Regions from separate parts of the Homo sapiens genome. Here region 2 is linked to region 1. A link is an interaction called in ENCODE POLR2A ChIA-PET data of the cell type or tissue named here. Cell type or tissue: GM12878. All regions are shown on one strand.

The links. Peaks named below come from ENCODE experiments on the same cell type or tissue, not always from the same donor. Only the 100,000 strongest peaks of a DNase experiment are listed, where the experiment ranks them.
Region 2: POLR2A ChIA-PET joins it to region 1 with 8 read pairs; 16 of 35 experiments call an interaction of 5 or more read pairs at or near these places.

Annotation. Positions count from the first base shown.
Region 1 is chr9:36,201,484-36,203,983 of GRCh38, forward strand. The region is part of intron 3 of CLTA (clathrin light chain A); the gene reads left to right. Among named protein-coding and RNA genes, the nearest start is that of CLTA, 12 kb to the left of the region's middle. In GM12878, no CTCF peak of the experiment used is centred here; no DNase peak of the experiment used is centred here.
Region 2 is chr9:36,147,661-36,150,160 of GRCh38, forward strand. GLIPR2 (GLI pathogenesis related 2) reads left to right here. Exons shown (of 5, transcript NM_022343.4): 2 at 126-234; 3 at 887-990. Among named protein-coding and RNA genes, the nearest start is that of GLIPR2, 12 kb to the left of the region's middle. RefSeq lists enhancers at 846-895, 1,236-1,315. In GM12878, no CTCF peak of the experiment used is centred here; a DNase peak (open chromatin) is centred at 1,181; H3K27ac peaks cover 205 bases.

The DNA of each region.
Region 1 (2,500 bases):
GCCAGAAGACCAATTTAAATGTACTATTTTATGCAGTAACCACAGTCTGTTCAGGAGGTCACCATTTTTATTTAATTTCATTTTTCAGAGATAAATTTTATATTTTAGTCCTAATGTATAGTAAATGTTAACATCAAAATACATTGAAAGAAAATACTGTCCAATCAAAAAGGTAATTATTTGGAAGTAATTTCACCATGATTGAAAAGGGGGCCTTACATTTTGAATTAGGTATTGTCACATGGCACTTCCAGCCCACAGCTTCTCATTGCAGCATAGCTAAATCTTGCATTCCACATCTGTACTTCATGCCATGGATAGACACATATTAGATGTTTACTGTAGAGGCTAGGTGGTGTGGCTCAGGTCTGTAATCCCAGCACTTTAGGAGGCTGAGGTGGGAGGATCACTTGAGCTCAGGAGTTCAAGACCAGCCTGGGCACCATAGTGAGACCCTATCTCTACTAAAAAAAAAAAATTAGCTGGGGGTTGTGGTGCACGCTTGTGGTCCCAGCTGCTTAGGAGATTGAGGTGGGAGGATCACTTGAGCCTGGGAGATTGAGGCTGCAGTGAGCTGTGATAGAACTACTGCAGTACAGCCTGGGCTACAGAGCGAGACCCTATCTCAAATAAAACAAAAAAAAGTTTACTGTATATACTTTAGAGTCATCAGTGAAAAATCTGAGAAAATGATTCTTCTGAACGACAGATCACCTTCCGACAAATTAGATACCGAGATGAACGTTCCTACTAACCTGAAACTTGGGGGAGTTTCTAGCTGCTATTAGGCTTTTTCTTATAGTTACACACAGCCTTTTGCAGGTTGTTACTATAAGACCTTTCTTGCAAAGGCCCTAAAAATGCCCAAGAATACTTCATTTTTCATCCCTTCTAGTAGTTACTTGACACCGCTACTGCTATCTACTCTCCTTCTCAAAGACACTAATTACAGTTTGGGCTCTTGGTCTGCACTTTCAAAACTCTGTCCAGATCACTGGTGGTCACGTTTTGTGATTATTTCTAGGCTTGCCTCCCTTTCTGTCCCTCCCTTTGGAGGAAGCATAATGAGGTAAGCAAAGTGTAAGCTTTACAGCCAGATCTGGGTTTGAATCTTGGCTCTGTCACTTACTATAACCTTTAGGAAATTCACTCAAACTTTCTGAGCTTTAGTTTTTCTCACTGCTGAAAATGTGATCAGAGTTTACCTTCTTGGGATTGTTGTAAAGATTGAGTTAGATGTCTATAAAACACCTGCCAGACAGAAGAACTTGTTTAAAGTGAAGTATCAGGTTAACTTCAAGTGTCAGCTGCCTCAGTAGCTATGACATGTATTTCTTTTTTTTTTTTTTCTTTTTTGAGACAGAGTCTCACTTTGTTGCCTAGGCTGGAGTGCAGTGGTGCGATCTCAGCTCACTGCAACCTCTGCCTCCCAGATTCAAGCGATTCTCCTGCCTCAGCCTCCCCAGTAATCCCCAGTAGCTGGGATTATAGGCATGCACCACCACATCCAGCTAATTTTTTGTATTTTTAGTAGAGACGGGATTTTACCATGTTGGCCAGGCTGGTCTCGAACTCCTAACCTCAGATGATCCACCTGCCTCGGCCTCCCAAAGTGTTGGGATTACAGGCGTGAGCCACCACAAGCAGCCGGCATGTATTTCTTTATCTCTCACTATCTACTGATGTATGTCTCTTCAGCTTAGTGTCTTAGAGAAAACCATATTTAGTCCTCAGAAACTTCATGTTTCATGTTTGAGAATCCAATCTAGCAAACCTGCTAGGTATGCATTTTCTTGCTGTCATTTCTAGAACCTTTAGGTTAACTGTTAGCAATGATCCCATACCTCTACCCCCTGCACTTCTCTCCAGTGGAGTTTCTTTTGTAGCTCTGCCCTGGCTCTGCCACAAACACACTGCAGACCAAGTAGGAGTAGATGCTTTGTGGTCCTCTCTAGTGCTAATATTCTGTGTTCTATCATTCTCTGGTTCCTGAATCATCTCTACCTTTGGTAATTGTCCTAATAGCACCCTGCCTCACAGAAGTGCTTCTACCATATTTAGTTATGAGAGTGCCACCTTGTGTTCCACAAAACCATTGTCAAACCTGGAATATGGACTAGTTTGGGAGAAGAGGTAAAAGATTAAGATGAATACCCTACTATGAACTAATATTGGCAGCATTGGTAAAGAATCATCTATAATTGTTTCTCCCCCAATTGGTGCCCAGAAGGCTTTTTTCCTATTAATAATAGAAGTCAGTATTTCCACATACACCCTTCTCTTTTGCTCTGCCCAAAACAAGACAAAACAAAACTAATGACCCACTAAGATGTCAGTGGACTGGGATAAGACCAGGAATAGGACTGTGGGAAAGACCAGGCAGGAATAGAAGCACTGAAATCAGAGTTGGTTGTGCAAACAGAGAAAACAGAAGTTTATCTTCCCCTCTCTACTCTTCTCCCCCAACAGGCACACAGACATGGACCTGCACCCACCACAA
Region 2 (2,500 bases), 54 kb before region 1:
GAGGGGAGCAGCAGCCTGTCCACATGGCCTAAGGTTTGAGCTGGGTGTTGCTTTCAGCATGCCATTATACTTTTGATGAGTGTTTTCTCTGCACTGAGCCATTCTCCATTTTGCAATCATTCCAGCTTCCAAACAGTTTCATAATGAGGTCCTGAAGGCCCACAATGAGTACCGGCAGAAGCACGGCGTCCCCCCACTGAAGCTCTGCAAGAACCTCAACCGGGAGGCTCAACAGTGAGTCCCCTAGCACATCCGGGTAACTTGGCCCTTCATGTGCTGCTACTGCAGTCACAAAGGGGCCCTGTGGCCAGGCACGATGGCTCACACCTGTAATTTCAGCACTTTCAGAGGCCAAGGCGGGCGGATCACCTGAGGTCAGGAGTTCAAGACTGGCCTGGCCAATATGGTGAAACCTTGTCTCCACTAAAAATACAAAAATTAGCCATGTGTGGTGGCATGGGCCTGTAGTCCCAGCTACTCGAGAGGCTGAGGCAGGAGAATTGCTTGAACCCGGGAGGTGGAGGTTGCAGTGAACCAAGATTGCGCCACTGCACTCCAGCCTGGGTGACAGAGTGAGACAACATCTCAAAAAAAAAAAAACGTTGGGGGGCCCTGCATGGTTTTGGGGACCGGGTTTTGGGATCAGATATAACCACACTTGAATAACCACTCTCTCACTCACCTGGGCAGGTCCTTTTAGTTCCCCTGAGCCTCGACTTGTTCCTCTGTGGAATGGGACTGCTGGGAGGCTCAGAAATCATGCAAGAGTGGTGCTCCTCTGTGAGCCCGGGGCAGGGAAGGAAGCTCAGCCACACTAGCTTGGGGCACATACTTTGGGGGTTCCCTGAACTGCACCTGCTCTGAGGAGGCGCTGTGAACTCTGCAGGTATTCTGAGGCCCTGGCCAGCACGAGGATCCTCAAGCACAGCCCGGAGTCCAGCCGTGGCCAGTGTGGGGAGAACCTTGCATGGGCATCCTATGATCAGACAGGTGGGTCGCATTTTCAGCTCCTCTCCTCTCTGCGGGAGCTGGAAGAAGGACAAGTCCTCCTGAAATGCCTCCTGGCCCCAGCACCCTCGTGGTGTAGCCACAGGCCCAGGAAAGGAAAGAAAAACCAGAGCTCTCTGAATCTGCTCCCAGGCTGACTTCAGTTCACCACAAGGTCTCTGATGGCTGGCTCAGTGCCAGGCCTGTGCTGGGTGCCAGGGACACAGAGATGAGTCAGACTGACCAGGCCCCCACTTTCGGAGAAGCTCCCAGGCCGAGGAGTGGGGGTTGGGGAGACAGACCGCTTTTGTACAGAATCTCAGCCTGATTCTGTGTCCACCAGAGCATCCCCAGCTACTGAGAAATGTTATTTTCTTCCCGAGAAATTTTACTTTCTTACCGTACTGGTGATACACTACCAGTAGTGCTGGTGTATTACTTTTATAATAGGAGAAAAGCAATAGAGCTTTTTCCATTTTGGAAAAAAAAATAATAATGGAAAAGACAATGTCTCCATGCAAGGTCTCGATCTGGAATGATCCCACCATGCTGCCCAGACATTCTTGAGCTTCCTGGCCCTCTGGCCCTGACAGCCCTGATGTGGCTTTTTAGGAAGAATATTGGAGAGCTGTCTGGATCTCTGAAGCTTTCTCCAAACACCAGTGGGAGAATGACTCACTCCCTCCCCAGCCTCACATTCCTGGGAGATCCCCCAAGTCCTCTTGGTTTCCCCAGCACAGCCTAAGCCAGGGCTCCTGTGCAACGTGGTCCTTGGCACCCCCACTGGGAGGCATGTGTGAACTCCTGGGGAACCCCCTACCCACCCCTCCCTCCAAGGCCTTGCCCTCACCCTGCAGGCTCCTTCCCAAGTCCAGGCTGTGGCCCTCGATGGGCCCCGGGAGAAGGGCATAGGTTCAGGAGACATGGTCCATTCCAGCCTCGCACAGCCTCCCTCGGGAGCCTTGAGCAGGTCCCTCCCTCCTCTGCCCCCAGTTTCCCATCTCTACAGAGAGGGGGTTGGGTAGGTGGTCTCTGAGACAGTGCTTCCCTACTCTGGTCGCACATTGGAATCTTTTGTGGAGCTTTAAAAAAATACCAGGCTGGGCACAGTAGCTCACGCCTGCAATCCCAGCACTTTGGGAGGCCGAGGTGGGTGGATCACCTGAGGTCAGGAGTTTGAGACCAGAATGACCAACATGGAGAAACCCCATCTGTACTAAAAATAGAAAAATTAGCCAGGCGTGGTGGCACATGCCTGTGATCCCAGCTACTCGGGAGGCTGAGGCAGGAGAATCGCTTGAACCTGGGAGGTGGAGGTTGCCGTGAGCTGAGATCGCGCCATTGCACTGCAGCTTGGGCAACAAGAGCGAAACTCCGTCTCAGAAAACAAAACAAACCAAACAAACAAACAAAAAATGCCTGAGTCTCTCCTCCAGAGACAGACACAGTTGGTCTGAGGAAGGACCCAGGCATTAGTATTTGTTAAATGCTCTCCAGGTGAGGCTGATGTGTG